3 separate regions of the Mus musculus genome follow, and all the other regions are linked to region 2. Evidence: chromatin loops called from intact Hi-C (ENCODE). Cell type or tissue: heart. All regions are shown on one strand.

The links. A loop is a pair of places that touch in the nucleus more often than their neighbours do. Peaks named below come from ENCODE experiments on the same cell type or tissue, not always from the same donor. Only the 100,000 strongest peaks of a DNase experiment are listed, where the experiment ranks them.
Region 1: it touches region 2 in a loop (4-fold over the local background); 10 of 42 quality-filtered maps call a loop at or near these places.
Region 3: a loop joins it to region 2, with 4 times the contacts of the local background. A loop is called at or near these places in 21 of 42 quality-filtered maps.

Annotation. Positions count from the first base shown.
Region 1 is chr5:105,514,665-105,522,664 of GRCm38, reverse strand. Lrrc8c (leucine rich repeat containing 8 family, member C) reads right to left here and starts at 3,194. Exons shown (of 4, transcript NM_133897.2): 1 at 3,035-3,194. In heart, a CTCF peak has its summit at 3,305; DNase peaks (open chromatin) are centred at 2,874, 3,344 and 4,474; H3K4me3 peaks cover 3,492 bases; H3K27ac peaks cover 4,844 bases.
Region 2 is chr5:105,864,846-105,872,845 of GRCm38, reverse strand. No RefSeq gene overlaps it. Among named protein-coding and RNA genes, the nearest start is that of Zfp326, 7.7 kb to the left of the region's middle. In heart, a CTCF peak has its summit at 3,999 (motif pointing right); DNase peaks (open chromatin) are centred at 4,015, 4,655 and 4,685; H3K27me3 peaks cover 1,703 bases.
Region 3 is chr5:105,488,589-105,496,588 of GRCm38, reverse strand. It overlaps Lrrc8b (leucine rich repeat containing 8 family, member B), which reads right to left. Exons shown (of 5, transcript NM_001033550.3): 5 at 6,510-8,000. It overlaps Gm42141 (a long non-coding RNA gene), which reads right to left and starts at 1,167. Exons shown (of 2, transcript XR_880506.1): 1 at 935-1,167; 2 at 1-333. In heart, CTCF peaks have their summits at 1,077, 1,288, 3,485 (motif pointing left) and 4,967 (motif pointing right); a DNase peak (open chromatin) is centred at 1,268; H3K4me3 peaks cover 1,176 bases; H3K27ac peaks cover 361 bases.

The sequences.
Region 1 (8,000 bases), 350 kb after region 2:
GAAAAGAAATGGAGTCAAAGACACCTCCACGACACCTGCATAGTAACGTCAACCTCATTAGTGTAATATATGTTCACAGATGAACCAAGATGAGAGACACAGCCAACATTTCTGGGATGAGGGAGAAAATCCTGGGAATGTATAGTCCATGAGATACAGTTGCCAAGAGCAGCTGATGGGAGAGGACACAGTGGTCCTCTGGGTCGTTTCAAATTATTCATTTAGTTGCAATCAGTCAAAAGAACACCAGCTTTGGAAACAGACTGTCCTTACTCAAAATTCAAACTCTGTTGCAGATCAACCAGGGCGTGGCAAACTCTGGAGAGGTTACTTTATGCTCTTAATTTCTGTTTTCTTGTGCAGGTGTTATGGTTAGTTTTAGGTGGTGGGGGGAGCCTTTGGATAATGGGACAAGGGGTAACATTGAGAACTAAAGAGAACCAGATGTGGTGAACTCACATGTGTACTTCTATCACTCAAGAGGCTGAGGCAGGAAGATTGTCAGGACTGTGAGGTTAAGACTGGGTGGCAAAGCAAGACTGTGCCTAAACAAACAAGGGCAAGCAGTATGGTGCCCGACTGCATCCACTCAGGATATTCCATCTGCATGGCATTGCCAAGTCATAAACTCTGAGCCCCATTCTATAAAATGGGTATGGAACCATCCCTCTTAGGATGGGAGAGACACCAGGCCAGACAGTTAACGTAACAGAAATGTTTTCAAATCATTAAGACAAGTCTTGCTAAATAAGTATAACTTTTATTTCATTTCTCTTTAAACTTGGGCTTTATTACCATGGTGCCAATGACTATGGATTAAAGTACTACAGAAGATTTAAAAGTCACTGGCAATCAGTGGTGGTGCACTCCTTTAATCTCAGCACTTTGGAGGCAGAAGCAGACAGACCTCTGAGTTTGAGGCTAGCCTGGTCTTACAGAGCAAGTTCCAAGACAGCCAGTTCCCTGTCTCAATCAATCAATCAATCAATCAATCAATCAATCGATCAATTAAACATAATAATTTGATAAAAACTGGGTATTTGGAAATTAAAATATTTCTGACTCTGAATTGTTCTTTAAAAAATAAACTTTACATAAGAGTTCAAGTTGTTCATTTCTGTTAGAATTCTTACAACTTTTTCTTTGCTAAAAAAGTTTCCTCTTTAAAATAAAAAACACTCCTTGAGGATGTTACTCAATTGATAGGCTGTCTAGCATGAACAAAGCCTCAGGTTCAATCCCCAGCACAGAATAAACTGGGTGGTGGTGCTCCAGTAATCCCAGCACTGTGAAGATCAGAGGTTCAAGGTCTGAGGCCAGCCTGGGTTACACAAGACCAGTAAAACAAAAACAAAAACTCACAATATTTCATCAAAGTGCCTGAAAATCTGAGAAACAATAGATGAGTGTTGCTAGCACTAGTTCAGGCCATTTTGCTTATGAGAAATGGTTAATTATGCTTACCACCTTTTACACATAATGAGGTGGTGGCCCCTAGCTGCTAGCAGTCTAGAATATAAAAGAGGGAAATGTTTGTACTTGCAAAAACTGCCCTCCCCATCTCTCAGTTGGTCTAAGTCATAAGAAATTCAAGTATTATAGACTAGAGATGTGTAGATCTAATCTGATAGCTTGGTCCACATATCTATTGGGAGTGCAAAATCTGAGTAAAAGTCTATCAAGTTCAGATTACAACGAGGGTTGGTGGCTTTCTACAAATTATCAGGAAATGAAGAGAAGCGTGTATAGAGCTTTGGTGCTGGGAGTGTTGCAGAACTGCGTGAACCAAGTGGTTTAAAATTACTCGTATTCCCCTGTCGCCCAAGTGGCATCTTAATGTCAGTCCACTCTACATCCTTGTCCAAGCTTCAGCAAAGCACTGCATACTCGGCAGAAATGTGACCGTTAGCTAAGGCCACACTTCATATGCTACTGCAGTCTGTAGATGTGAAACAGCACCTCTAAAGGGTAATAAGGCTCTATGAGCCAAACCTGGACACTCCCACAAAGATCAATTAGTCTTATTTTTCACTTTAAGGAGGATGGGAGCCCAAAAATGTTTCCTAACTAATTTGTTGCGAGTTTAAAAATACTTAAGGAGTTGGAAACTCAGTAAAGCTCTGCCCTCAACCTCTAATAAAACATCCGCATTAAGCATGGGGACTAGATGTGGGCTGAGCCGTTGCAAAGAAAGGTAACTTGAAGGATTTTAAAATAACTGAAATCTGATGTACACAGCCAAGTGTTGGGGGAGGGAAACATTAGCTGCTGGAAAAAAAGAAAGGCTTTGGCGTCTATAGAGCACACCCTGAGGCTCCCAAGGGGCTAACTCCATCCCAAACACCTCTACGCTGGAGAAGAGAGAGAGAGAGAGAGAGAGAGAGAGAGAGAGAGAGAGAGAGAGAGAGAGCCTGCTAGCCTGCTAGGGTCAGTTTGGGATGAAGGCAGAAATCCTGGCCGCAGTTGCTGGCCTAGACACCTGGCCTCCAGGGTCTTAGGATGCAGAGCAGCCCCCTCCGGCCCCTCTGGACTTGCAGGTGAGCGGACTAGTGCTCACTGGATCTCTGTGTAGACCTTCGATTTCCCCCTCCTTCCTCAAAAAGTGTAACTTCAGGCATCTTCCAGGGAGGAGAGGGGGTTGGGGAGAAGAGCAGAAAAAACAGGCCCCAGCATCTCCGGGGGTTTTGAAGGTAGGGAAGGAGAATGGCCATCCCTGCAGCAACCGCGTTTTCTCCTAGTACGCCCCTCCCCCAGTCCCCAGAACCTAGCGGCCAGGCTGTACTGGGCTCCCGGCTGGGGGTCCCTGGCGCGGACGCCAGGGCCCGCGTGGGTTGGGTGGGGTTGGGGTTAGCGGGATCCCCGAACCGCACGCTGAGTAGGCGACCACAATGTGCCTGTCCCAGAGCCCTGGGGAAGCAGGGTCACGAACGAGGGAGGGTGGACGGGTCCAGGCTGGGGCGCGCCCAGAGAACCGAGGCTAGTGGCAGGGTGCTGGCCGTCCCTCTCCATCCCTCCGCGGGTCCCCGGCACTTACCTCTGGGGGCGAGGGTATCCGCAGAAAAGGATGCCAGGGCGCGGCGAGCTGTGTCCGGGTTGGGCTCAGCGGCGGCAAGCGACCGCGGCGTCGCTGCTCATGGCTTGTCGCGCTCAGAGTGCTGCGGCCACGGCCGCGGCGGCGCCTCGGTCCTCGTCTTCTTCGCGGGCTCTGAGCCGGGACGCAGCTAACGCCCCAGCTCCGCAGCCCTGTTCCTCCTCCCCGGTGCCTCCCCGCCTGCAAGCGGAGCCGCCTCCAGCGCCGCCCCGCGCGCCGCCTGGCCCGCGGCAGCCAGCGCCGCCCAGCGCCCAGCCCCGGGGTCGCCGTCGGCTGCCGAGCCGCCGCCGCGGTGCCAGCCCCGCTGTGACGCAGGCAGCGATGCCCGGGAACTTCCTCCTCTGCCGAGACCACCAGGCGTCCAGGGCAGGCGGGCCCGCGCTGGGCGGGCCCCGGGTTCCCCACCGGGAAATCAAGCCTCTCCGCGGCTGGATGATTCCGCTGCTCAGAGCTGCCTACCTGGTTGGCACAGCAGGGAAGATCGGTCCTCTGCCTCCTGTGTGCAACCCTAACAATGCCAAAAAGCGGGTGGTTTCTGTGAGCCCGCCATCCGCTCTTACACCGCAGCTCCTCCCTGGGCTAAGTTGAAGCAGAGCGGCTGCTGCTAAAAATAGCCCTCCTGGGAACTCCCAGAGGGTCAGGTTGGAGATAACCCCTCCCCAGAGAATGAAAGGTCCAGGAAGCGGGTGGAGAGGGGGCGGTGGTATATATGAGGGGAACAGGGAAGAACGAAAAAAATCCGATGCCCGTAGTTTACAAAGCCTTAAGACCCTGGGCAACCTCAATCCCATTGACCAGCTGGCAGGAGTCCCTCGTTACTGGACCCTGCAAGATGGGCTTCTGGGCTTTGAGCAGCAGGTGCCGTTCCATATGAAAGCTCCGCCTACGATTTTGTGTGGGCAGAGGTGGGGATCGTGTGTGTGTGTGTGTGTGTGTGTGTGTGTGTGTGTGTGCAAAAGAGTTAACAATGTGCCCCGAACCACCTGTTGTTTAGACGATGTAGGGGAGGGATTCTCTCCCAGCCATTGATCTGAGCCTTGGGTTTGTCTGCCTATCTCTCTGCCCAATTATAGTTTAAAAGCACAAACTAGCATCTTGAAAGCTGGCATCTCCCTAAAAAGAAAAATTGCCTATTGGGGGAAAAAGTGCAGATAAGATCACTGTAGCAGTCGAGAGAGAGAGAGAGAGAGAGAGAGAGAGAGAGAGAGAGAGAGAGAGAGAGAGAGTTTGTCAGTAACCAGCTGGCTGTCCTCAGAGCACTTGACGCAGATAAAGAATTACTCTGCCCTGGCAGTCTGGGAGAGACAGAAGAGGACAAAAACGGGCAGCCAGCAGCCATTAACTAGTTTGTGTGCTCCTGCATGGTGAGTTTATAGAAGACAATCATTTTCCAAGCCATGATAAAAAGCAGGGTATGGGGGCCGTGGGGGAGGAGCCTATTCCTCCTTGCCCGGCACCCCCCCCCCCCAACCTAACTGTTCTTCCTGCTCACAGAATAAAATATTATATACTGCCTCTAATCCCAATGTAGTTGTGGGCTCTGGAAGACAACCTTAAACCCCTTGGGGCCTTAGGGGAATTGGTACAAGCTAACAACCTAGGGTGGGGTGTTCTGCTGAGGAAGCAGAAGAGGTTTGTGTCTCTGGGGGAAAGACAGAGACCAGTTTTAGTAGTCTGCTTTAAGGAAGGGAGAGGGGTGGGAGAGATCCAAGTACCTTGTAAGGCAGCAGGTAGATATAAAAATACTCCATGAGGTAGCTCTAAATTCAAATGTTCTACCTCAGGGACTTGGGTGGGGATGTAGCTCAGGGCCAGTGTCTCAAGGCCTTAAGTTTGGATCACCAGAAAACAAAACAAAACAAAACAAAACAAAACAAAACAAAACAAACAAAAAAACAAAAAGCCAAGCACAAATCTCAGAAGAGCAACTCCTAAAGTTGAAAGCCTTCCTCGCAGTGTCTTGTTCTCCAAACACCTCCCCATGGTGCTTCAGCATTCTCTGTTGTCCTTAGCATCCTGACTGTACGCTGAGGCAGGCCAGCCCACTGCCAAGGACACAGTAAACCCTAGGTTGCTGGTGAAGGTGCAACAGGCATATGTCTCTGCTCTTCCTCTGTAGGTTCAAGGAAGGACTGCTCCTTCGTACACGTCTATCCCGTAATCTAGGTGTAGTACGGCAAGGTGCTGGGAGGATTCCATAAAACGTGCAAAGCAGCAAGAAAAGGGACCAAGCACTTCATGTTGTAAGCACCCAAAGCACGAGATCAGTTGTTGAAGTTATTACTCTTTGCTCCCTGGAAAAGCAAAATAGATTCAGTGTTGAAGTTTGGAAATGAGACTCGCATGCCTCCATCACAAACGTCTCCAGAGCTGCTGTCTGAGTGTATCCAGATCTCCTCTGGGGTGACCTAACAGGACAGGCAGGGCAGTTCTGCAACTGTACACAGGGGTTTGATGATACACGTTAATTATGGAGAGTTACTAGTCTAAAAGCCACAACACCATACTGCTATGGTCATCTCTTTGTTTTTGCTAGCTTACAAACACCAAGTCTAGTCTTTTCACTCCAGTTACCTTAACTAAACTACACACTTAGCAAGCTCCCTATAAAAACATGGGGCAGATCAGCAATCAGGTGTGAGTGCTGGGTGCCAGAGGTCTCAGAAAAGCCCGAGGGCTCTTCCCTTGACTCTAGTGTTCACAAGTTATGGACGAGGGAATCTGGCAAACACATGAAATTGGAAGTCTCCATCTTCAAACTGCAGTTTGAGTTCAGCGAGAGAGGAGGCTGCTGCTGGCTAGCTAACCTGAGATTCTATATTGTCTTTTTATCTTATGTGCATTTCTCCAGCCTTTGCCTCCCACTCTGAGCTAGGGAGAGAACTCATGGCCTCGTTTTCAGCAAGTCCTCTATCCTGGAGCAATTTGACATTTTATTTGAGCTTCCAGATTAAAGCTCTATGTCTAAACTTTACACAGATACAAGTTAACCTCAGATTGTTTGTGATAGAGTGGAATGGATATTTCTGGACTGGACAAGGCTAAGGTCTAGGGTAAGGAACTGTACACATCTGGACTCAATTTCTGTGTGGCTAGCTATGTGGTCCTTAGAGTCTTCACCTTTGAACTTCAGCTCTTATCCAGATCATTCTTTAGGAGTACGGTGAGGTTAGGGGTGTCTCTTGTAGATGGTGTGGGAATGGCAATGCTGTTGCATTGTTTTATTATTAAGTGTACCCCCCAAAAAAATCCCTAAACTGTCATTGTCCTTCGAAAGCATAATTAATCACTTTCTGTCAGGAGCCGGCACCTTCCTGGAAAATGTATTTCTTCTTTGTCTTCTCAGAGCTTTTAGCTTTTCATATCTGCTTCCCCATCAGGTCTAGGACTGTCTCCTCTGCAGGGACTGTATCTTTATCTTTGTGTCTGTAACCAATACCTAGCCCAGGACCTTCTATGAACTCCTACTGTGATTTCCAATTTAAACTTATATCAATTCTTTCCGTATAACTCCTACTATAGACTCTGAAGTCAGAATCCTGTAGCCAGTAGAGAATTTATACTTAATAACTACATATGAAAGTGCCATAAATTTACTTTAAAAATAGTTACACTAAAATTAAGTATTTTATACAGGTACGGCTATAAATAACATCTGATTTTTTTTTTCGATGCTGAAATTACTCTTTAGGGTAATTTTAAAACTATTCTTGTTTTGTCTTGTTTTTAATGTCAGTTGATCCTGTCTGGTAATAACGAAAGTAAAGTTTTAAGCTTGGTCAAAACCACCGGCAGGGTTTTACTCAGAATCTTCTCTCCGCTACCTAGCCTTTTCTGGGTAGAGAAAGGGTCTGAGAAGGAACTGGACTAATAGAAAACATCCTATTTTACGTTTCAGTTAACATTGCTGCAACCACGAGCACTGAGCTGCATGGTAAAACTCTACCTGGAGCTACAGCTTTGAAATCCCTGACTTTACACCATCAAAACCACTAAGACAGCAGGAAGAACAGGAAGTTCCCTGAGAGGTCATGTGGTGATGGCAGCTGAATGTGCACCAGACAAATGACCTAAAAGTAATGGGTCCAATGACCTAAAAATAAGAGACTTTAAAACTTTAAATCCAGGGCAGGAGACAGCTCAGCTGGTATAAGCCTGTTCAAGCCTGGTAACCTGAGCTGGGTCCCTGAAACTCACAGTGGAAGGAGCATACCTACTCACGAACACGCACACACATGTGCACACACCTACACAAACACACACACACACCCCTACACATACACACACACACCTACAGACAGACACACACATACCTACACACACACCTATACACACACCTGCACACACACATACACACACACATACAGACACCTACACACACACCAACACACACACCCTGACAGACACACACCTACACACAAACATACAGACACACACACCTACACACACACACACACACACACACCTACACACACACACACCTACACACACACACAATCACACCTACACAATACAGACACACACGCACACACATATACAGACTCACACAGCACAATACTACATACATACACATATACACCATGCATAAACACACACCACACACATACATACACACACAGCACACATACTACATACACAGCATATATACTTACACACTACATACATATAGAGCACACATACCACATGCACACACACACATATGCACACACTACACACACATATAGGCACACACACAGCACACATACATACTTCATACACACAGGAGTGTGGGATCAAAATGAAGAAAAACACTTCTAGATCAAATCCTTTACAAGACAGAATTGTTTGGCCAGTCCATGTTGTGAAATTTTCCTTGGAAATAATTTTGAATTAGTATGTGTGGAATACATGCTACAGACTCAATAGAAAC
Region 2 (8,000 bases):
CACCGACGTGTTATCACTGGCCTCCCAGACTCTAGCTGGGTTCATCTTTGTCAGGCTCAGCTTGGTACCCTGAGGGCCCAACCCTCTGTACATAAAGCCATGTGTTATTTCATCTTCTGTATTTCTTACAGCAGACAACAGGTTAATGAATCACAGACAAACAAGTCTATTAAAAGTTTAATGAGAGACGGGGGCTGGACATTTTATGTGCGGAGGTCAGAGGATGCAGGATTGAAGTCAGGCACAGGCTACAGGGACAAGAAGGAAAGGGAGGTTATACCTAGGACCTGTTCTTAAGGGAGTTACATCAGAGAAGCTACGACCTTGAACCCAAGAAGAGTTAGGTGTGTGAACTCACTAATGACCCAGAGTCCTTTCTTCCTCAGCCCCTAACCCTCCACCCACCTCCACACCATCAGCATGAGATATCTGCCACGCCCATAAACACACCAGCACTTTCACACGACCACAATTTCCATTGACTTTTCTGCGCTTCCTCTCTTCCGTCTCTGTCTTCAAGTTCGCTATGAATATCACCTAAGTGTCTAAGGTCTTCATCTGAACCCCAACGTATGCAAACACATCCGCAGTTTCAGGGCAGGATTTTTGTCACCACTTATGAATGAGTTTATTATAGTTTTGCCTAACACCTTGTTCCTACTTTTTTTTCTTAGGTTGCTGTGACTGATGGTTTGTATATACTTGGTCCAGGGAGTGGCACTATTAGGAGGTGTGGCCTTGTTAGAGTAGGTGTGTCACTGCAGGTGTGGGCTTTGAGACCCTCATCCTAGCTGCCTGGAAGCCAGTATTCTATGTGCTAGCAGCCTTCAGATGAAGATGTAGAACTCTCAGCTCCTCCTGCACCATGCCTGCCTGGATGCTGCCATGCTCTGGCCTTCATGATAATGGACTGAACCTCTGAACCTGTAAGCCAGCCCAAATTAAATGTTGTCCTTTATAAGACTTGCATTGGTCATGGTGACTGTTCACAGCAGTAAAACCCTAACTAAGACAATTGCCTAGCTGTCACTGTGAATGCTGAGGGGGAAGGAACATTCACCAGGAGCATTAGCTGCCTACAAAGAATGGAGGGCATTGCATCCCCAACACTAGTGTTGCAGACAGTTGCTGTTTGGAATGAAACCTGGGTCCTTTGGAAGAGCAGTAAGCACTCTTAACTGCTGATTCATCTCTCCAGCCAAACTGGAATGCCCTTTATACCTAAGACTCACTTGAAGTTTCTCCCTGATTTTAATTCAGGACTTTAAAAGAATGAAGGCATCTCCAAAAGATGAAAGGAATAATAGTAAAATAATAATTTTTGTTACGACCTAAATGCTAGTGAGTATTCAAAGCACTTTGCATATGTTACCTACATGGGATATGTGTCCTTCCATCACCCTCAGTTTGTGCATGAGGTAACCCTACTTGCACAGGATGCCCAGCTAACAAAGCATAAAGAGTCAGACTGTCAGCCTGGCCCTAGAGCCCAAGCCTGTGTGTCTGGCATACTAGTAAAGTGCCTACTGTGTGCTACTGAGCAGCTGTCTTATGCCAGGAAGTTTTTTAATAAACCTCTGCAATTAAAATACAATTGCATCATCTCCCCATTTTTTTTCATCTCTCCAACCTTCCCGTGTACAGCTCCTTGCTGCCTCTGATGTCACGACCTCCTCCCCTGGGGAAACTGATTTTCCTGACTCTCAGCACTCCTGTGGATGGGGCCCTGTGAGATCTCCTCCCCCAATGACGACATGTCTGTTAGTCTTCTACTTCTTCAGGTCTTGTTGAGGCACCGTGGGTGACGCTTCCCTGCCACTCCCAGGAGACACAATCTTATAGCAGCTTTCCTGGTCTTCTGGCTCTCACAATCCTTCCACCCTCACCTTCCAAAATGTCCCCTGAGCTTTAGATACAGGAATTACATTATAGATTTGTCAGTGGAATTGGAAACCCCACAATCGCTTGTCCTCTGCATTTGACCCGATGTGTGTTTCTGAACTGATCTCCGGGAGCAGAGTAAGCAACTTTGACGTAGGGTGTAGTGCCAAGGTGTTGGATCCTCCATAGGGTGTAGTGCCAAGGAGGTGTTGGATCCTCCATAGGGTGTAGTGCCAAGGAGGTGTTTGATCCTCCAAAAGAACAGACAGGAGCCAATCTCACAGCAGGGTCTTTATTCTACTCAAGCTAGCTCTGACCCCCGCAATGCACGGCCATCACGCAGGATGGTTTTGGTGATAGGAGAACCTTGAATATCCATCGGGGCAAGGCTTTATTAGTAAGCAGCAAGAGGGGCTGGTGGGGGAAGCAGTGAGTGTGCAAGTATCTAACTGTGGCCTTTAACATAATTGCCTGGTGCTGGGAGTCATATCATAAACTTAGTTCCTGCTTCTCTCTGCATTTGGTGGTTTTTAGCCAGGATTGTAAATAGAGGTGCAAGTTTGTTGGGGGAATAACCTAGTTGGGGGAGATGCTAGTATTGTTGGGGATTAGCCTAGAGACTGGAGCTAGGCTCAGGTTTTCTTGGAGGGGGGCAACTTGGAATCTAGTGCTAGGTACCAGTCTGTTAGTTTACCTGCGTTCAAACTTAGGTCAGGTTCTCTAAAACGGGGTCTGAACTCAAAAGATTTGGCCTCTCAGGATAGCACCTATCTGCAGTTATAAGGATACGTGTGTAGAATGCGGTTAGAAATTACACCGGTTTAAAATGGTGAAATGGGTGGTGGTAATAGACTCCTCTAAGATCCATGACCTCACTAGCCCCAGGTGGTTGGCGAGGTCTCCCACACCTACCACGGTTTCCCTCCTACCGAGTGGACCAATTACACTGAAGAGTCCAAATAGACCGGTGGTGGTTACTGCCAAGATACCAATGCCACCGTTGCAGCCTCAACGTGCCTGGCCATCGCTGTACATCACCAACATCACTGGTGTTGCAGCTGGGTAGGAGTATTGGTGGCTTCCCTCCCTTGAAAATGTGCCTAGCAGGGCTGGAGAGATGGCTCAGCAGTTAAGAGCAGTGACTGCTCTTCCAGAGGTCCTGAGTTCAATTCCCAGCAACCACATGGTGGCTCACAGTCATCTGTAGTGGGATCCAATGCTCTCTTCTGGAGTGTCTGACAGCTACAGTGTACTCATATAGATGAGTTTTGTTTTTTTTAAAGAAATAAAGTGTGCACAGCAAAGATGGCCTCAAATTGGGGTCCCTACCTGGGGTACAGATTATATATGAGCACTTTTCTGGGAAATATCGTTTGCTTTTCTCTAGGGGATCAGCTAAAACTGTGTCATCTGATCATTTTTGTCTCTTGTATTTTAGCAAAGCAAACATAGATATTTGTTAAAGTTAAGTAATAAAACCCCAGAGAGTGGGAAAGTCTTCCAAGATACTCTCATTTTTGCCTTTCTAACGTGTGATGATCTATCATAGATTTCTACCAGGTAAATTGGGAGCAAATTAGCTAGGACGTCTGCAACTGCAGTGATTGTGAGGATAGACTAGGCTCGGGGCTAAATATGGTTTTACAGTTGAGAGCACCTGCTGTATAATCTTAAGGACAAGAGTTCGGATCCCAGAGCCCAGGTCAAAATCCGAGCAAACCACTCCAGCTCTGAGGGGTCTGAATGTCCCCTTCTGGCCTCTTCTCAGACACACACCAATAAGCAAAATTGGAAAACTAAAGACTAGATGAGGCTCTCCAACTAATCAACTTATTTGCTGTCCTATCCAAGTCTTGTTAAGGAGGTCACCCCCTTGCTGTGGCTGTACCCTTGGAAGTGAACATTGCCTCCTGCTGTCTCCAGCTCCACAGCGATACATTTGGCTTGAGAGATCGTTTAATATGTTTGTTGAATGAATAGGAAAGGGACCCAGGACAGGTTTCTATATCCATACAGTCGTCATTATACATTCAGGCCACACTTAGAAATATAAGAACAGGCACAGCACCTAATAGAAAGAACTTTCCTACAAGGAACAGGAAAAGGCACTACCCTGGAATGGCCAGCAGAGGGCACCACACACCAGATGTAGTGAACGTTGGCTCTGTGTTTTGGAGCACAGGTTCCTGCAAATCAGAGGAAAGTTAATAGAACACCCACCAAGGTAGAGAATGGCTCAGTAGGGCTTTCTCTTCTGTGGGGCTGTGTTCCCACACAGCAGCCCTTCTCTTCAATAGGGCTGTGTTCTCACACCAGCCTCTCTCTTTGAGATATAAAGGTTCCTGATGCCTCCTTTCGTCAGATGCTATTTTTTAGAGCTTATTAAGAAAAGACCGCAACACTACAAACTATATTAAAGTGGTAAGTCTGAAGTTCAGGATATGAAACTGCACATGGGTTTTCATAATTACTTGTTAACAAAACATTTGATAGCCCAAAGCACAGAACAAGACAGAAGGATCCAATGCGTGACTAACGGTCGCTCTTGTACTGGCTTTTCATACGCTCGTGCACGCTGCGCACACTTACTGTACACTAAGACAGAGTATACACGCATTTGACATGGCATGCAGTGTTTATGCATACCAGCATGTGTCTCTGCGAATGCAATGGCAGGAGGTTCTTGGCTAGTTACGTAGTCGGAGCTGCTCTGGATTCTCCTAGTGCATTTTTAGAAGTGTCAGTGCTCCCTGTCTCTCCAGGGACTCTGGCCTGGTGATAAACCTAAAACTGTCACCAGTATTTAGCTGTTGGAAGAAATGTTATTTTGTGTTTCAGTAGCTTGTACTTGAGAAAATGTCAAGTCCGGAAAAAGGAAACTTTGTAGAGATTGACTAAGCACACGTGACCCACTGGGTTTAGTGTTGGTAAACTACAGCAAGCCCAGGAGTCAAGACTGGTACGGACACGCGCCTCCAGCAGCTCTGAAGACTGGCTCTGTGCCAGTATTTTTTTCTAACTGCCCTGAAGCCCTTGGGATGTAATTAGCAAGGACAGTAAAGGGCTTTTAAATGTGAAATATGTTGTGTAAATGCTAAGCCCAGGAACCACACAAAGGATTTGCATTTCTTGGCCATATTTCTCAACCAGAGACAACTTGATGCATCTTGTAGTCAGTTTCTCTTTTGCAACCTAAATCTCTCCAACCTTTCGTCTGGGGAAAACAAAAGGAGGAATTTTTAATGGCGTTCCTACAAATCAAAGACCTAAATTACCTCTTTCATGACTTCAGGAGTGGAGTTCCTGCTTCAATGAAATGCCGGGTTTCACTGTGGGTTTTTTGGATGAAGGCCAGGCAGTCCTCCGACTCCTTGGAGGCAGGTGTTGGCCAGAAGAGGGACAGACTAGGTGCTCCAGGAGAAAACCAGACACCAATCTACTCTACTTTTTGTTGTTTTGCTTTTGTTTTTGAGATCTTTTTATCTTTACTTTTAAAAATATTATTATCATCATAGTCTATATCAAGGCCCATAGCAATAGTAACAAGGTCTTTCTTTCTCTCTTTCTTCCTTTCTTTCTTCCTTCCTTTCTTTCTTTCTTTCTTTCTTTCTTTCTTTCTTTCTTTCTTTCTTTCTTTCTTTCTTTCTTTTCTGAGACAGGCTTTCTCTGTATTTCCGTGGCTGTCCTGAAATTCACTCTGTAGACCAGGCTGGCCTTAAACTCAGAGATCCACCTGCCTGGGCCTCCTGAGTGCTGGGATCAAAGGTGTGTGCCACCATGCCAGGAGCAGGTTTCTTTTTTGTTTGTTTGGGTTGTTGTTGTTTGAGACACGGTTTCTCTGTGTAGCCCTGGCTGCCCTGGAACTCACTCTGTAGCCCAGGCTGGCCTCTAACTCAGAAATCCACTGCCTCTGCCTCCCAAGTGCTGGGATTAAAGGCGTGTGCCACCACTGCCCGTCAGGTTTCTTTTTAAAGCGTAGTATTAAATATTAAATGCGCCGAAGCTTGACCGGAACTCAGTTTTCTAAGAGGAGGGTTCTTCTAGAATTCTTCCTCTTGCTTCAGCAAAGAAGTTGGTTTTAAAGGCGCTTGGGAAATTCCTCTCCACCCCCTCCGATGGGAGCGCTTAGAGCGAGGGGTTCGGTAGAGCCGCCTTCAAAGCCATAGTGGGATTCCTGACAGTTGGGGACTCCATGGAATTGGGCTAAAGCTGCTGCCACCACCCGGACACGGAAAATCTAATGAGACTGGAACCATATGTCAAAGTTTCCAGGAAAGAAGCGCTCAGGAACCTGAGCAGCATGAAGGCCGGCTCCAGGGTCTGTACCACAGCTAGCTGAGGAAACGCTCGCCCATCTGACCCACCGTGGTGGCCTCGACAAGGTCCTCGGCAGTAGTAACATACATGGCGGGTACTGCACCACTCAAGCCCCAGGAGCATGCCTGCTCTTGTCTGCTAATTCTTAGGAGGGGCAAACCGGCCCACTTTGCCACAGTGAAGGCAGAAATGCACGTGATGGAGAGGTAGAGGAGCCGTGGCTGTGGGGAGCCGGAAGGGGGAATAAAGCCAGGAGACGAAACTCCTATAACCAGTAGAGCGACTCCATGACTCTTCCATTTTATATGTTACAAAACTGTTGTCATATTGACAATGCTTCAATCTTGACTCATAGTCGGGGCCCCTTGGACCACAGCTAAGAAGCTCCCCTGAATGGATGTTGCGTGTGATGAAATGAATCCTGGAAAGACTTCATACATAGCACCCTATACTCTGCTCAGAGCCAGTAAGACCTGGGTCAGGGCTCTCGCCATCTTTATACTGACTGTTGACAGCTTATTTTTTCCCTTCTTGGATTTGTGGACATCAGTATTTACAGAGGTTTTACATATATGGCTGTGTGCATGTGCACACACCTGAATATGCTCTTTTTTGAAAGACCTGCATTGCATTTTTGACAGACTTCTGTAGATTTCACGTTAAGAAAACAATAATCCAGCTGGGCAGGGTGGTGCACATCTTTAATCCCAGTACTGGGAGGCAGAGGCAGGTGGATCTCCAAATTGGAGGCCAGATTGGTCTACAGAGTTAGTTCTAGGGTAGATAGCCAGGGCTACACACAGAGAAACTTGTTTCAAAAAACTGAAAGGAAAATACAATGCTTGTGAAAGATGCTTACCATCCTTAGTTGTGGAGATCAAATTAAAACTATACTAGCATATTACCATGATGTAATAGATGACTGAAATTAGACACAGAGACTATGTGGCACTCTCAGTACAGATGGTGGGAATATAAAATGATACAACCACTATGAAAAACAATTTGGCTTTTACTTACCATGCTGGTTAGGTTTTTGTTTTGTTTTGTTTTGTTTTTTGTTTTTTTGTTTTGTTGGGCTTTGTCAACTTGACACAAGCCAGGGTCTTCTGCTAAGAGGAAACTTCAGTTGGGAAAATGCCTCCATTAGAATTGGCTGCTAGGTAAGTCTGTGAGCCTTGGAAGGGCCCCGCCCACTGTGGGCGGTGTCATCTCTCCGCAGGTGGTCCTGGGGTATAGAAGAAAGCAAACTGAGCAAGAAAGGAGACACAAGCCAACAACGTCTTCTGCTTCCGTTCCTGCCTTGAGTTCTTGCCCTGACTTCCCTCAGTAATGATGTGATCTGAGAATGGCAAGCTGGAACAAACCCTCTCCTTCCTACATTTTCTTTTTTTTTTTTTTTTTTTTTTTTTTTTTTAAGATTTATTTATTTATTATATGTAAGTACACTGTAGCTATCTTCAGATGCACCAGAAGAGGGCATCAGATCTCATTATGGGTGGTTGTGAGCCACCATGTGGTTGCTGGGATTTGAACTCCGGACCTTCGGAAGAGCAGTCGGGTGCTCTTACCCACTGAGCCATCTCACCAGCCCTTTTTTTTTTTTTTTTTTTTTTTTTTTAAATTTTATTTATTTTATTATTATATGTAAGTACACTGTAGCTGTCTTCAGACACACCAGAAGAGGGAGTCAGATCTTGTTACGGATGGTTGTGAGCCACCATGTGGTTGCTGGGATTCGAACTCTGGACCTTCGGAAGAGCAGTCGGGTGCTCTTACCCACTGAGCCATCTCACCAGCCC
Region 3 (8,000 bases), 380 kb after region 2:
ATGAGGACAGGAGCCCAGCTGCCCCCATTGTCCCTCACCGAGGCCTCACTACCTACAGAAGCACTTGAGTGGCAGCAGTAGGCACTCAATACTTGTAGGAGAGCGTTTACATCTCCAAAAGAGGCTGAGATAGAAAGTTTCAAGAATAATTGTTGGGAAAGGACTCTAACTCCACGTCACCGCAGAGTCAAGTGCCTCCCAGGCTTCCTGTTTCTTTCTGGGTTGCTTAAAGGATCCTTCAAGGAAGCAAGGGCTCATTTTGACTCACAGTTTCAGGGGCTGGTCATCAAGGCAACAGGTCGTCATGGCAACAGGTCATCATGGCAGCAGGCACTTGAAGCAGTGGTCCACAGTCATGAGGAAGAAAGCCATGAATACTCATGTTCAGCTCATTTTCTTCTTTCAGAGTCATGGATTTCAGCCCATGGATTAGTACCCCCACCCCCAGAATTGAATCTCCCCACATCAATTAGCCTAATCAAGGGTATTCCCCATGGGCATGCCCAGAGGTCCATCTCCCAGGTTATTCTAGATCTTCTTAAGTTTACAGTGATTTTTAACCATTACTAGAACACAGCTCTATTGAAGACAGAGGGCTTACCTTTTTCTAGGTCTAGTGAAGTCTAGAGGACAGAGGACAGGCACTGCAGGAAGTCCTCTGCATAGCAGAAAGCCTGGTGGTGTAGAGCTCCCTCTAAGAACCAGACAGGGGAGGGTATGCCCTTTGTCTAGGTAGAAGCTAACCCTCTGTGGCACACCCAGACTACAGTTGCCTTGCCACAGGGCCAATTTGATACTTATGCCCAGAGCTCGAAAATAAAACCCCAGGAACTTTGAGCTCCAAGGATCTGCCCCTGGGCGGACTCTGGGCTGGATGACAGCCATTTTTCACCTTCCATATTAAAGACAGAGAGGGCAGAGCAGTTCTGTTCACCTGCACAAGCCAAGCACTTCCTGAAAACTGTCTCTTCAGTATCACGCCGCCTGTCAGCTCTGCTCCAGTCTGTTTTAAATAGTCTGTCTTTATTGCGTGCCTGGCTTTCCGATGGGGATGTCCTGCTGAGCAGTCTTTTAAGGTGATTCTCCACTCCCTCACTTCCGAGGTTTCGAGTTCTTCAGTGAAAAGTTGTGGTCGTGTCAGGAAAGTGAATCATGTCAAAGGGGGGGGGGGCGGGGCGGGGAGGAAGAAATGAGTGACATGCAAGCGCTAAAGAAAGTCACTCAGGCGTAGCCTTCGCTTGATCATCGACACGCCCACTCCCCCAGCGGGTAGTTTAGGCAACAGCAGCTCCACAGGCTCACTAGGTCACAGTCAGATCCGTCTCCCTCCAATCTCCTCTCACTCAAAGAAGCATGTCACTTTTCTCAAGGCCCATCCAGTCGTTGGCCCATTCTGATTATGTGATACAATACCCAGGCCGTTCAGCTCATTTCCGGCTTTGCAAGAACCTAAAATCCTCTCTGTTAAATCCTCCTTTAAGATGAGGGAACGGAAGGAAAAGGGCTGACTTTCTCTCTCTCTCTCTCTCTCTCTCTCTCTCTCTCTCTCTTCCTTCCTCTTTCTTTCGTTCATTCTTTCTCTCTCTCTTCTTCTTCCTCTCTCTTTCTTTCATTCAGGTATTTTATTTATTTACATTTCAAATGTTATCCCCTTTCCTGGTTTCCCCTCCGAAACCCCCGTATCCCATCACCCCTCCCCTTGCTCATCAACCCACCCACTCCCCCTTCCCTGTCCTGGCACCCCCGCCTCCCCTTGCTCACCAACCCACCTTCCCTGTCCTGGCAAGGGCCGCTTTCTTTATCTTCCAGCAAGAAAAGAGTTTGTGTGACTGAGGACTGCGGTCCCTGGGTGTGAGCAAACCTTGGAGACGTCTGAGATACTTGATATGTGGTGGCCTCACATGCTACATGCCTCAAGCAATTTGAAGAACACAGGGAAAACCAAGAGATCAAGGAAGGCCACTGGAGGCTGCAGGGCTGTGGGGCCGAGGGTGTGAGAGCTTGGGTCCCCCTTTCTCTGTGCTTAACAGTGTAGTCAGCCAGAGGCAAAGCTAGGGCCACAGCTTCTAATCTGGAACACAGAATGAATTCAATACGCTCAGCGAAACTCATCCCTTCTTCTCCTCCTCCTCAGGCTCCAAGGAGCTAAGTCGACAGCAGAGGGTGGTGTAGCAGAACTGTGTGAGGAATTCATTTTGCAAGTCTGAGATGCCTGCCAGCCAGCATTTTCCTACAATAAGTCAGTTTGCAGGGACTAAATCTGCAACTTCGTCCCCAATAAAACAGAAACTGGGAGCTTCCTTAGCAACTGGAAGCAAGACCACAGTGTTAACAACTCTTCAATAGACAGGGGCCCTAGGCTACACAGCCCAGTGGAACTCACCATTCCTCTGAGAGCAGGAATATGCAAAGCTTTAGGTTAAGCCTCCAAAATAAAAGCTATGTATGCTTCAGCATATGCAGTTTTAAAACAGTCATTTGGATGACATACTTATACCAAAATGTGTTTAAAATTTGTGTGTATACTGGCATGTACTTGCATACCAAGTATTTTCCAGAACATTCATGTATAACCTTCATATTAGAAAGGGCATTACAGTGCTCAAACCCCCAAAACTTCTTAGAGGTGTGACCTTGGCAGTGTTAGAGTATATAAAAGGTATTGATTTGGTGGAAAATTTGGTCTCTAGCTTAAAACCCAGCTGTGCTATTGACTTTCTGTATAATCTAACATACAGTCCAATATGGCACTCACTTTGCTGGGATGAATTTTTCACCTGTTAAATGGAATTCCTGCCTACTTACACTTTAAGCATCAGCGGCGTTCATGATGCTCCTGGGAGATGCCCTGGATATTCTCAGTGATGGTAGCCACTGCAGATGCCTTTGAGAGCTGGGTTGCTTATGAGTGAAGTGGGGACAGGTCCTAAGTCAGCAATGCCCCAGGCACAGGAAGGTGTGTTTGTAACTGAAAGGGGTGCAGCTTGTTGGGGAACACGCTGGGCCTGGTGAGGCAGGAAATGTGGCTGCTGATCTGGGCTCTTCCAGACACAAGGCTTTGGCTAAGTGCATGCTTGTCAGTTGTACTCAGCGTGTGCGTGTGTCTGTGTGTCTGTGTGTCTGTGTGTGCAACACTGCTTCTTCCATCGGCAGGAGGATTGTGATCTCGCTCAAACCTCTGACCTTCTCTTGGGAATCTCTCTATGGTGCTTTCTTGGTGGCGAGTTCTATATCTGCAGAGCTAGATTAAAGGGTAACTCACCGTCTCAGAAGACAGAAACTAGAGTATAGAATTGGAAGAAACATGGAGCTTTCCCCTTGCACAGAGCAGCTGCCCACAAAAGGCTCAGCCCACTGTGAAAAGACTACTTTGATTGGCAACTTCTGGCTTTCACAGGCTCTGAGGCCTCTATGCACTATGGCCATACCTAAGATGGGCAAACAAACACCTCCTTTCACACAGGTGGCATCTGATACCCCCTGGTGGTGCAGTTGAGTAACTCTGGGAGAGAAGCCTTTCTATTTTGCTCTTAAACACCTGCGAGGCTTTTCAAGAGCGAAATCGCCTTTTAATTAGTGGCCTGCTAACTCCTGTTGAGAAGGAAGCCTTTGTGGCCAAGAACGAGGCACCGTGTGCCAGGCCAAGCCGAACTAGACGTTAGCACTTTTGGACAGTTGCCTAGGGTTGCTAATCTGCAAAAGGGCTGAATGTCATTAGAATAATTGGGGATATGGGGCCAGTTAACTCCAGCTTTCAACTGCAGTTCTGTAGGTTAACAGATTAAAAAAAAAGGAAATTGGCTCGGATCCCATTCCAAATACTGAGTAAACTCTATTCTTTCAGATTTTAAAGTGTGGCAGGAAACTACCTTCCAGGAAGAGAGGCTGGTGAAAATATTAATCTTGCTAAGATAAAGCAATGTGTCCTCTTTGGACCAGTGTCTACTTAATGTTCTTGTAGATGGGATTCAGGCATGGGTCAAGATATGTAAGCTTGGAACACGGGCTGGGTGAGGCTGATCAGTGGTGGGTGTCCAGGGGAAGAGAGATGTTATTGGAAGGAATGGGATCTGGGAAGGGAGGTGGCTGGGACAAGAAGGTGAAGTGCTTGGAGGAGAGGTGTCCCCACGGGCAAGAGGTTGTCTCAACAGTTGGGAGTGGAGGACACAAAGCTCAGCTGGGAGATTTCTTTCCCCCTAGACCTCCAAATCCCCACTGGCTTCTTGGTTCCTACTGCAGAATCATATTTGAGAGGGCAGTGGACATCAAAGCCTGTGAATTTTATTCGGAGTAAACCAGTTTCCCCACCTCTTTACCAAATCTATGCTGGCTATTCAAACCATGTCTCTTTTCCTCTTCTTTTAACTGGGCATCCAATTCTTCACGACCGGGGGCTCACACCTAGTCTTGTCCCAGTGCCAGGAAGCACCGTGTGGCACATTCTTTATGCATCTCACATGAGATGGAGTGATTGAGTCTGAGGCCAGGGCAAGGGAAACTAAATTGGTTTAAGGTCCACACCAGGCACAAGAGAGTGGACTCCCAAAGCAGTCTTTCTTTGGTTCAGGCTGTTTTATAACCTTGTAGGCTATTTTACATGTGTGGTGTTGGGGCCCTTATTCCGGGGGTGAGAAGCTTGGCTGAGAGAATTGTACATATTGTCAAATCATAGGGAAACATTTCCCCTGTGCTCACAGATGCCCCTTTAACTGACAACTTCCGGACGAGAAATTACCAGGAGGGTTTAGAATGTGGGGCAATGGAGTGCTGGCGAGAAGTTTGTCAGTAAAGTGTAGTGAGGGAGTGGGGAGGCCTGGGAGATTTGGGGTTCAAGGGAAGTGGGGAGTCTGTTTTCTCTGTTAGGTCAGGTAATATGAATAACATGTTCCCCCCCAGTGAAGAACCTGGAGCTACACTGACTATGCAGAGAGCTTCCAACATGCTCTCATCTCAGCAGCAGAGGGAGGTAGAGAGTAAAAAATGAAATGGTGTGTGTGGACCCCTCTGATGGGCACCGCCACAAGGCTGCATGACTGAAGCATTAACTGAGAGTCTCGGCACAGTGCAGGGTTGTGTGTCAGAAGACAGAAAAGCTTGTTAGGCAAGGGTTGAGGAGACAGCACAGGGTCGAGGGGGACTAAATTCTTAAATAGTTCACACTGAAAATGGCTATTCTTCTGATCCTTTTTTGGCTTGCGGCTACTTGGGAGGACCAGGGACTAGGGGCCACCAAGTGGGAACAGATTCGAGGGAAGAAAGCAAAAACTGAACAAGTGCTGCAGCCCCAGAGCAGCCCACACTGCCTCCCTTCCTCCATCAAGCCCCTCACCACATTCGTGAGGTGAGGTTAGACCAAAAAGGCAAACCCTGCCCTGAAGAAAGCCCAGGAACTACAGGCTTTCGTGGGCCGCTGCAGGCTTTCGTGGGCTGCTGCAGGCTTTCGTGGGCCGCTGTAGGCTTTCGTGGGCCGCTGCAGGCTTTCGTGGGCTGCTGCAGGCTTTCGTGGGCTGCTGGCCTTGATTCACCTACGCACTTCCCAGAAGGCTGGGGAAGCCTGTGGCAACTGTGACTGCTGTTCTAAACTGTTTTCCATTCCTACAGACCTAGAGGAGCCTACAGGCCAGAGGCAGTCTACAATCCAGACCAGTTTCCTTTGTACTCTGTTTCAAGATTCCCAAGATTCATTCCCACAGAGTGAGCCCCGGTGCCCACTGGGGCTCTGGTATGTGTGGATGCTCTTGTGTAACAGAGTGAGCAAAGGGTTGTGCTTGTGTTTTTGTGTTCACGTGTGTGACTGAAGGCGCTCACACAACAGCTTGTGTGTGAAGGGTAGAGGACCTCTGGTGTTGGTGGCCCTTGAGCTTCTGGGCATTCTCCTGCCTCCACCTTTCATCTAGCTGTAGGAACATGGGATTACAGATGCGGATCAACACGTCCAACTTCATATGGATGTTTGGGAACCCACGCTTGGGTCCTCATGTGTTCATGGCGAGTGCTTTACCTGATTAGGAAGTTCCAAACATCAAATTATCACATGTGCATTTTGCATGGTAATTCTGTTTTCTCTCCCATCGATAAGCCTGTTGAGAGGTGTCTGCTTTGGAGTTCCTTGGATCTCATTTACCTGGTACACTGCTCAGGCGCTGCTATTAACAGCACATGGACAGGTGCCAAGAAGGGGGGGGTGGGCAGAGCTGGCTTTTGAGCATCTAAACCTGAGACTCTCGGAGGAAATGTGGGGGCAGTATGGATTGAATAGCCATCAGAGATTTGGCACAGAATTCTCCTTCACCAAACCCTTGCATATGCCAATGCAGGCCACTCTCAGTCCAGGACACACTGCTCTGTGGCATGGCTGCATATTCACAAAACCCAGCGAGCGATTCAGAGTTATGTGCAGGCATGAGAATACACCATGTTATTAAATGACAGTACAGCTGTGTGAGAATCGAGAGATGGCAGTTGGTGTTGGAAGCTGAGCAGAAAGAACAAGGCAAAAACAAGGCCAATCAGATTCTAGTGATTCATCTTATTTGCCATTTATTATAAAAATGTAATCTTTTTACATAAAAGATGCTTTAAAAACAGCAAAATTTACCCAAATCTACCAAATGTAGGGATTTGAATCCAGGGGCCAAAAACATGGAACATAATCATACATTTTCTAGTAGTTAATTCCAGATACACATTTCCAAGTATATGGTAAAAGGTAAAAGGGCAAATGCCGGCCTCCACTGGGAGCTAACAAAACTAAGTATCTCCGCCCAAGATCGGGTCATCCTTTTACTTAGCATGAAACTTAGAACTTTAAGTCTTACTGTACAGTGTGAATATAAAGACAGACAGACAACAGAGATGAGTGCAGACACATCCATTCTAACCCTACACCTTTCTGTATTTAAAAAATTGCACCATGTCTGTTAGAAATAACGAACATGCAGAAGGCATTCATAATTGTTTTTTTCTCAGCTATGGTGTATTTTGTGATAAATTCAAAACTTAAATATAAAATTAAGTTCAATTAGAAGCTATCTCAGCTCAATACTCTGACTCATATAATCTGTTAATACTTCAGTGTTTATGAAATTGTTCATGAAATTGTTTAAAAAAAAGGTTTAGAGAATGCAGTTTATGAAGTCCATTGCAAAAGGTACATAGCAGACACTTGTCACTGGATATAGACACCATGGACAAGAGACAGAAAGGGTCCCCTGATTTAGCACAGCACACAGGTACACACCAGACACTATTACACACAGGACACTCTGCAGCAGTTGTTTGTTTACACTGTCTAAATATATATATATATATTTTTTCATTCAGGATGCAAAATAAGTCTTCCTTCCTCTCTCTAATTAGTCTCTCTTATTTTTCATTCTATAATGCAATATGCGGTTAATGAGAACAGAGACCAGAAGCTGGATTCTTATAAACAGGGATGATCAAGCACAGGCATCGCTGCCAATTCTGCACAAAGAGACTGCGACTGTACAGTGTCCATCAGATTCAGTGAGGTGGGTGAGGACAAAACAGTGTGCGGATGGACCAGTGCCACGTGACTGCAGAGATGGAAGGATTTCCTGAAAAATGTAAGGAAACAGTGACAACTCCACAGAGTAAGTGTTGGCCATTTTCATGAACCCATCAATATCATGTGCTGTTTTAATTAAACATGGTATCAGAATTATGAAACACGAGCAGAACCATTTCATCATCAAAGAATAATGTCATGTGCATAAACCACTTTAGCACACTGCAGCACACAAATTAGAGCTTGCCATTATCACTGAGAACCCAACAATTTCACGTACCCTGATTCAACCTGTTTATTATTAACAGAAATATGCTAACACACAGAAGGTTAAAATAAAATTTCAGTATAATTATGCTGCAGAAATCCACCCTGATGTAGATGAGGGGAAAACTCTGCCCTTGTGGGAACACATGGTATCTTCTTAAACTAAAGTTGATTTTATAGAAACTGAATACTTCGTGATTAA